Regions from separate parts of the Homo sapiens genome. Here region 1 is linked to region 2. A link is an interaction called in ENCODE POLR2A ChIA-PET data of the cell type or tissue named here. Cell type or tissue: Panc1. All regions are shown on one strand. Links, peaks and the distances in the headings refer to the core of each region. The heading gives the core; the rest is flanking DNA. Region 1 overlaps LOC101928391 (a long non-coding RNA gene). Region 2 overlaps AHDC1 (AT-hook DNA binding motif containing 1).

What was found. Peaks named below come from ENCODE experiments on the same cell type or tissue, not always from the same donor. Only the 100,000 strongest peaks of a DNase experiment are listed, where the experiment ranks them.
Region 1: POLR2A ChIA-PET joins it to region 2 with 10 read pairs; 3 of 35 experiments call an interaction of 5 or more read pairs at or near these places.

Annotation. Positions count from the first base shown.
Region 1 is chr1:27,048,499-27,052,882 of GRCh38, reverse strand. All of the region lies in intron 5 of LOC101928391 (a long non-coding RNA gene), which reads right to left. Among named protein-coding and RNA genes, the nearest start is that of TENT5B, 38 kb to the right of the region's middle. RefSeq lists enhancers at 1,614-2,429, 2,430-3,247. In Panc1, for the core only: no CTCF peak of the experiment used is centred there; no DNase peak of the experiment used is centred there.
Region 2 is chr1:27,540,364-27,544,747 of GRCh38, reverse strand. The region is part of intron 8 of AHDC1 (AT-hook DNA binding motif containing 1); the gene reads left to right. Among named protein-coding and RNA genes, the nearest start is that of WASF2, 52 kb to the right of the region's middle. RefSeq lists enhancers at 1,214-1,731, 1,732-2,250. In Panc1, for the core only: no CTCF peak of the experiment used is centred there; DNase peaks (open chromatin) are centred at 2,177 and 4,247; H3K27ac peaks cover 3,294 bases.

The DNA of each region.
Region 1 (4,384 bases), core at 205-4,204, 490 kb after region 2:
AGATCCTTTTTTCTACACAGAACAAACCTCTTCCTTGAGTAGCTATCCTCCTAGTGAGTTTCTTGGCCCTCAGCTGTGTTAACTGCCCTAGGACCTGCCCCACCCCTACGCCATCATGGCTGGGAGTCCACCCCTACCCCGCCATTGCTGATTGGACCAGGGATGGGCACCTGACACGGCTGAGCCAATTAGATTCTGTCTGCCAGGAAATTGGAGCAGAGACAAGTCTCTGGTACCAAGTCTAGCTGTGCTCCACAGTGAGAGCCCATGAACCCCCGCTGTTAGCATCCACAGGACTGCCCTGGTCCCTGCCCTTCCTGGGCCTTGGCTCTTCAATTTCCCTTTGTACTGTGACGCACTCTGGCACCCTCCCACTGGATTCCACTTTTTTTTTTTTTGGAGGTGGAGTCTCGCTCTGTCGCCCAGGCTGGAGAGCAGTAGCGCAATGTTGGCTCACTGCAAGCTCCGCCTCCCGGGTTCAAGCACTTCTGCCTCAGCCTCCCAAGTAGCTGGGACTACAGGCGAGGCAGCTGGGACTACAGGCGCATGCCGCCACGCCCGGCTAATTTTTTGTATTTTAGTAGAGACGGGTTTTCGCCGTGTTGCTCAGGCTGGCCTTGAACTCTTGAGCTCAGGTAATACGCCCACCTCGGCCTCCCAAAGTGCTAGGATTACAGGCGTGAGCCACCGCGCCCGGCCTTGGATTCCACTTTTGGCTGAGTTGGCTTCTGTCACTGGCCTCCAAAAGAACCTTCACTGTAGCTGGCTGGTAGAGTGAGATGAGGATAGAGTTAGTGGGTTCAAGGTTGTCCCTGTGGTCTTAAACTGGGCTGTCCCTAAGAAATGGGCTCATCTAGTCAGTTTCCTGAGGAAACCATGAAATGCCAAAGGCTGAGGCTGTTGTTGGAACAGCTGTGGCAGTCGCTGGAGGACCCCTTTTTGCTATGGCCAGAACAGGCTGCTGAAACACAGAAAGTGCCAGTGAGTGAGGGGCAAAGCAGGAAGTGAGCCACTGGGAAGTTGGTGGGGCCTGCACGGGGCATCTTCCTCATCCTTCTTCAAACACAGAGCCCCTCATGGATAGAAGATGCTTAAACCCATTTATGCCTAGTGTTCCATTATTGGAACACTAAGCATGTGGGAGTTATTTATATCCTACTGCTCAAGGGCACCGCCAAGGTCTCATTGCAAAAATTCAAAAAATTGCAACCTCAGGCATAAATGGGTTCTCTTAGGTAGTTCTCGGAGGCATGGGAACCACTGAGTATAAAGTTTGAAGATTTACCTGAAGATTAACCCAAAGGCTGGTGAGGTAGCCAGCCTCCAAGATGGCCCCAGCAACCCCTACCTCCTGCTAGTTACAACCTTGTGTGGTCTTCTCTCACATTAAATAGGGTTGGCCTGGGTGACCAAGGGAGTACAGCAGGAGTGATAGCGTGTGATTTTCAAGGCTAGGCCATAAAAGAGATTGGTGGCTTCAACCCTGCCATGTTGGAACGCTTCCTCTTGGGGAGGGCAGCCACCATGTTGTGAGGATGTACAAGCAGCCCTGTGGAGAAGCCCATGCGTGAGGAACCAAGGCCGCCTGTCATCAATCAGCACCAACTTGCCAACTATGTGAGCTGCCTTGGGAGCAGATCCTCCAGCCCCAGTCAGGCCTTCAGGAGTCGGTCATCCCAGCTGACATCTTTTTTTTTTTTTGAGATGGACTCTTGCTGTCACCCAGGCTGGAGTGTAATGGCGCGATCTTGGCTCACTGCAACCTCTGCCTCCTGGGTTCAAATAATTCTCCTGCCTCAGCCTCCTGAGTAGCTGGAATTACAGGTGCGTGCCACCATGCCTGGCTAATTTTTGTATTTTTAGTTGAGAAGGTGTTTCACCATGTTGTCCAGGCTGGTCTCAAACTCCTGACCTCATATGATCTGCCCGCCTTGGCCTCCCAAAGTGCTGGGATTACAGGCGTGAGCCACCACGCCCAGTCCCAGCTGACATCTTGACCACAACTTTAAGAGAGACCCTGAATCAGGGCCACCCAGCTAAGCTGCTCCTGGATTCCTGACCCTCAGAAGCTCAGTGAGAGGATAAATGTATACAAATGTATATTGGTTTTGGGGTTTTTGTTGTTGTTGTTGTTGTTGTTGTTGTTGTTGTTGAGACGGAGTTTCACTCTTGTTGCCCAGGCTGGCGTGCAGGGGCACAATCTCGGCTCACTGCAACCTCTGCCTCCCAGGTTCAAATGATTCTCCTGCCTCACCCTCCCGAATAGCTGGAATTACAGGCATGCACCACCACACCCGGCTAATTTTTTGTATTTTTAGTAGAGATGGGGTTTCTCCATGTTGGTCAGGCTGATCTCAAACTCCTGACCTCAGGTGATCCGCCCGCCTTGGCCTCCCAAAGTGGTGGGATTACAGGCGTGAGCCATCATGCCTGGCCAAATGTATATTGTTTTAAGCTGCTAAGTTTGGGGATGATTTGTGCCCTACGAATAGATCTCTAAAATACCTGAGGATAAGAATGTGCTGGGCTTGGAATATCTCCAGAAATCACTCATAAAGGCGGTAATGGAGTGAGGCTGTGTGGCCCAGATTTGCCTCAGTGGGACTTCAGGCACCAAAGGCAGCTGTGCAGAGCCCTCCACCTTCTCCTGTATCTGCCCCTTTGGAAACGGAGGGAGGGAGCCCACGCCATAGGACACGGCTGCTAACATTCCTGGCCCTCTCAGGTGCACCCTGCTTCATCAGCATAACAGCCAAATTAAATCCACAGTTCCTCTGATATTCAGAATACTAGTGTTGTAGGAGTTATTAAGAAATTATTTTAGGCAGATAGAGAGGAAAAGGAGTCCTTGGAAAGTTTTTGTTTTTTAAAGCATCTCCAGAAAAGCCTTTAATATGCAAATGCAGGTCATTAGAAACTGGGTCCACCCAACATGGCAATTCCTGCAGCCTTCTTGCTCTTGCCCCACATGTTCCTGGCAACATGGCTGCCCCCACATATCCCCACGTGTGTAAAACATCCTGGCACCCTGCATTTGCATATTAAAAGGCTAGGGTGGGAGGGCCAGCTTTTTTGCGGGCTAAGTGAATGACAGGCCTGGTCAAACCAATCCCCTGAGCCCCATGCAAATCAGACACCGCCTCCTCCAGCCTCTGTATATATACCTGGCTGGTTTGCACCCCACTTGGGGTTCCCTCTCTCAGCTTTGGAGTCCTCCTCTCTCTGTCTCTGTATGGGGGAGCTTCTTCTTTCTGCCTTCTCCCTTCTTGCCTATTAAACTCTCCACTCCTTAAAACAACTCTACATGTGTCTGTGTCGTTTTATCTAAACCAGCATGAGAACCAAGGACCCTGGTGTTCCTCCAATCATCAGAGCCATATCACCAGGATTTCTGAGTGCCCTTCCTATTGGTGGTAGAAGGTCCAACTTTTCTTCTCCTGAGGGAAGTCCAAGGATCCCAGAGTGTCTGACAGTCTAAACGAGGCCATCCTGATCCGTTTTTCCCAGCAAAGGAAGAAACCAAAAAATCTCATCTAGACCTCTGAGGGCCTCAGCCTTCCCCAAACCAGAAATTCCAGCAGTTTCTCACAGTACATCTGAGGAAATGAAATACTGCCTTTACAAAACCCCCAGGGACCCATCCTGATGGAATAACTTTGGGATATTGTTGTGGTTGGACTATTTGTCTCCACCAAAACTCATGTTGAAATACTTTTTTCTTTTATATATGTGTGTGTGTATATATATACATATATGTGTGTGTATATATACATATATGTGTGTATATACATATGTGTGTGTGTGTGTGTGTGTGTGTGTGTATATATATATATTTTTTTTTTTTTTTTTTTTTTTTTTTGAGATGGAGTCTCGCTCTGTCGCCCAGGCTGGAGTGCAGTGGTGTGATCTCGGCTCACTGCAAGCTCCACCTCCTGGGTTCACACCATTCTCCTACCTCAGCCTCCCGAGGAGCTGGGACTACAGGCACCTGCCACCACGCCCGGCTAATTTTTTTGTATATTTAGTAGAGAAGGGGTTTCACCGTGTTAGCCAGGATGGTCTCGATCTCCTGACCTCATGATCCGCCCGCCTCAGCCTCCCAGAGTGCTGGGATTACAGGTGTGAGCCACCGCGCCCAGCTCTTTTATATATTTGAGACAGGACCTCGCTCTGTTGCATAGGCTGGAGTGCAGTGGCACAGTCATGGCTCACTGCAGCGTCAACCTCCCTGGGCTCAGGCAATCTTCCCACCTCAGCCCCTGGAGTAGCTAGGACTACACGTGCATACCACCATGCCTGGCTAATTTTTTTATATTTTGTCAAGATGGGGTTTCACCATGTTGCCCAGACTGGTCTGGAACTCCTGGGCTCAAGCAATCAGCCC
Region 2 (4,384 bases), core at 290-4,289:
CTCTCTCTATCTAAGATGACCCACAGGCTCTAGGGCAACCCCCCAGTGCCAGGGGATGATCAAAATCACCACGGGAATGAGAAAGAGTTGGAGATACAGAGAAGGAGAGTGGCAAGGAAAAAGTTCATAGAGGGAGTTGCCACTCTCAACAGAGGGCTTAAGCAGAGAGGACAAGGACACGCTCATTCACCAATAGCAGTGAGCAGTTTTGACGCCAGGCACTGGAGAAGCAGCAGTTGAGCTTAGTTTCCCAACCTGAGCCCCTGTGTGTCCATCCAGTGCTGGGTACTGGGGAGACAAAGCAGGCATGACCCCTGTCCTCCAGTTCAGCCTCCACCCCAGGAAACTAAAACAAGTACACAAAAAACCTGAAAACACCTGGCAGAGAGTGGCAGGTGCCCAGAGGCAGTGAGAAACAAAGATTTGCTGGACAGCTGGGTGTTGTGGTCAGAAGTCAGCCCTCTGCCCCCTTGATGAGAAAAGGGACATTTGTGCTGGGCCCTTTATGTAACGCTGCCTCACTGACCCTTCACAGCAGACTATGAGGTGGGGTGTGTCTCCCCACCACAACCCCCTGCCTCCCGCCCTATCCCACATTAGAGTTGAGGAAATGGGTGCAGCTCTGAACCTTGCCCAGGGGATCCATTGGCAGATAGTGGAGCCAGGATTAGAACCCAGTACTGTCCCTCCTGAGCCTGGGTGCTCTGCCATATGGCTGCCTCTCATCTCCCCACGCCTGATTCCCCATCTGCAAAAGGATAGGTTGGATTGGACAATCCCTACACTTTTTTTTTTTTTTCTTTTTGAGATGGAGCCTCACTGTGTCGCCGAGGCTGGAGTGCAGTGGCACGATCTCGGCTCACTGCAGCCTCTGCCTCCTGGGTTCAAGCGATTCTCCTGCCTCAGCTTCCTGTAGCTGGGATTACAGGGGCGCACCACTGTGCCCAGCTAACTTTTTTGTATTTTTAGTAGAGATGGGGTTTCACCACATTGGTCAGGCTGTTCTCGAACTCCTGACCTTGTGAATCACCTGCCTCAGCCTCCCAAAGTGCTGGGATTACAGGTGTGAGCCACCGCACCCGCCCCAGTCCCCACAACTCTTGCTGGGTCTGACATCTTAAATGGATTTTGAGGTTCTGTGGAAGAAGCTGCACTGGAGCTCAACCTTCAAGAATAGGCAAGGTTTGCACACATGGAGACCGGGGGAAGGGCATTCTGGGCAGAGGGAACTGTGGGCAAAGGCAGGTCACATCCCAATGTGGATTAGAAGATAAAAGCTCAGAGGAGACAGAATGGGGAATGTGGAGCCTGACTGATCTGAGAGCTGTGGCTGATGGGACGGGGAACAGAACGGGTCAAGCAAGGAGGGGGCCTTGGCCCTGTGCAGACATCTTCTCTGGGCCTCTAGATGGAAAGTAGAGCCAGACAGACTGGCTCCACGTTGGGCCCTGTGGGCTAAAGATCGACCCTATCAGACCCTGGGGACAGGGGTGGGAGGGTATGAAGGGCCCTCCAAGGTGTTCAGGATTCTCGAGTCCCTCTCCCCTCCCTACTCCCTCTCAGGCCTGACCTGAGGCCAAGAGAAATGTCACAGGTCCTCCAAGGTTACGCGGCTAGGGCCTGACTGAAGCAGGAAGCAGTTTCCAAGGCCACCATCCAGCCGGGGTCAGCAGGCATGCCCGGGCCTGGACCAGGCCGCAGCTGCTCTGGGCTTTGTCTCTTCGTGTCTTGAAACCTCGAGAGGTCACTTGATCTTGCCTGTGACTCTGAGCAAGAGGCCTTACGTCAGGGCCCAGCCAGTCCTGCCCTGACTCTTCTGGGCACAAGTTCTTCCCCACACTCTCTGAGGCCATCCTCCCTCTGATCCTATCTCTTGCCACTCCTGCAGCCATGTTTAGGCCAGGCCTTGTTCTGAGCCCTCATTTCCTGAAAATGTAATCTCTCCACGACCATACCGACTCACCCTTCTTCTTTCTTATCTTCCCACGTCCCAGAGCAGGGCCACGGAACTGGAGGGTGGTGGCTGGGAGCCTGCCTGTGGACACAGATAGGCCTCTATGCACAACCCAGTTCCATCCCTTACCAGCTAGGTGACCTGGTGAGTCATGTCACCTGATGAGTCACGTCACCTCTCTGCATCTCTTGTGAGAATTAAATGAGATTACACGTGAAGCCCTTGGCCAGGTCCCTGGTACACAGTGAGCACGTAGTCAGCGGCTGGTGATGGGTAGGTAAATACCCGACAGAGGCTGAACTCCGGGGCCTCTGACCAGCCTGTGTGAGTCACACACCTCCAACCCTCGCCTCTTGTACCTTCATGCAGGACCATAGAGCCGGCCCTCCCTCGCCTGTGCTCCTCCTAGGAAGGAGGTTGTATTCTAGTGTGGATTTGGGGCCTTGGGGGAGGCTTTGTGATAGCACCTAGTTCTTTGCGTTAGCAATTGGGCCGAGTCCTCCCTGGAGGACCCAAGGACAAAATGACCCGGCTCAGCTAGAAATGCTGTCATCACAGTTATGCACACCAGTCCTCTCCCCCACTGCAAATATGAAAAATATTTTCTTGTGACTGTAATATGTCATGATTTTTCCCCTGGCAGTTGTGCCATCTTTGTCAGCATAACCTTTGCTGCCATAGTGCACTGCGTTTGTGCTGGAAGGCTGGGGGAAGTAGATAAATTCTGTGTTCACACACATGAGCTAGTGACCTGCTTGGGGCCAGGCATTGTATCCAGTGCTGCAGGTATCACTGAGCAAGACACACAGTGCCCTGCCCCCACAGGGCTTGCAGCCTTTTACAGGTGTTTGTTTAAAACCTCCTTGCCAGGCGCGGTGGCTCACGCCTGTAATCCCAGCACTTTGGGAGGCCGAGGGAAGAGGATCACCTGAGGTTGGGAGTTCGAGACCAGCCTGGCTAACGTGGTGAAACCCTGTCTCTACTAAAAATACGAAAATTAGCCGGGCATGATGGCAGGTGCCTGTAGTGCCAGCTACTCGGGAAGCTGAGGCAGGAGAACTGCTTGATCCCGGGAGGCGGAGGTTGCAGTGAGCCAAGATCACACCACTGCACTCCAGCCTGGGTGACAAGAGCAAAAACTCTGTCTCAAAAAAAAAAAAAAAAACCTCCACATGGGCCGGGCACAGTGGCTGATGCCTGTAATTCCAGCACTTTCAGAGGCCGAGGCGGGCAGATCACTTGAGGCCAGGAGTTTGAGACCAGCCTGGCCAACATGGTGAAACCCTGTCTCTACTAAAAACACAAAAGTTAGCCAGTTGTGGTGGTGTGTGCCTGTAGTCCCAGCTACGTGGGAGGCTGAGGCAGGAGAATTGCTTGAACCCTGGAGCCGGAGGTTGCAGTGAACTACGATCGTACCACTGCACTCCAGCCTGGGCGACAGAGCAAGACTCCGTCTCAAAAAAAATAAAAAATAAAAAATAAAAATCCTCCACATGAGCATCACTCTCTAGAACAGGGCCTGGGACACTCCCATGAGAAGGAACAGGGACCACCCTCTAAAACCGTTGTGAGCAGGGCAGGCAGCAGGAGATTCCTGGAGGCAGGAAATGGGTCTTGACAAATTTGAGACTTCAGAGGCTTTAGCTCTAGCTCAGCCACCTGGGTTTCTGGCCCCACTCCCTCCCTGCTCCAAGCACGCACCCCACCCCCAGCCCCCCAGTTCATTCTCCCCATTATGGCCACCAAAGTGCTTGGGTTTTGTTGTTGTTTTTTTTTTTTTTTTTTTTTTTTTAGCATTTTTAGATGCACAGTGTCTGGAGTCCCTAAAATATTTATTGGATGAATTGATTAAAACACATCTGCTCCTGTGACTCCATTGCTCTACACCTTCTGATTGCTTCCTTCCCTCTCCAGCCTCCTTCCTTGCCTATAAAATCAAGGCCCAGCTTCCCAGCATGGTATTCAAGGTATTCCAGGCTTCCGTCCTGGCACCCAACCTTTTTTTCAGCCCCGATCTTCCTCACACACACCCTCCCTTAACAGCCAGGAGCATGTGTGGAAACAGGAGGGAGCTCTGGGAGGGCTGGCTCCCAAAGGTGCCCCGTGCTTTTGCTGTTCCTGGCCTGGGTGGCCCTTTCCTACCCCATCTCCCACCTGTCAGTTCCTATCTTTCACTCAGACATCACTTCCTCCAAGAAGCATTCCAGGGTCCTTCTCAGGTCCAATTAATCTCTCACCCTCTCTGCATCCGTGACAGCCCTTCCTGGGAATGCCCTCCTTGCCACGCCACCAACTCCTTTAGGGCAATTACTCATCTCTGGGCACCGTCCTCCCCTCCCCCACCCAGTGTCTCATCATGCCTGGGACATTTCAGGTTTTTTTGTTTTTTTTTTTTTAACTTGAGTTGAAGAAAAGCATGTAGAATAGGGA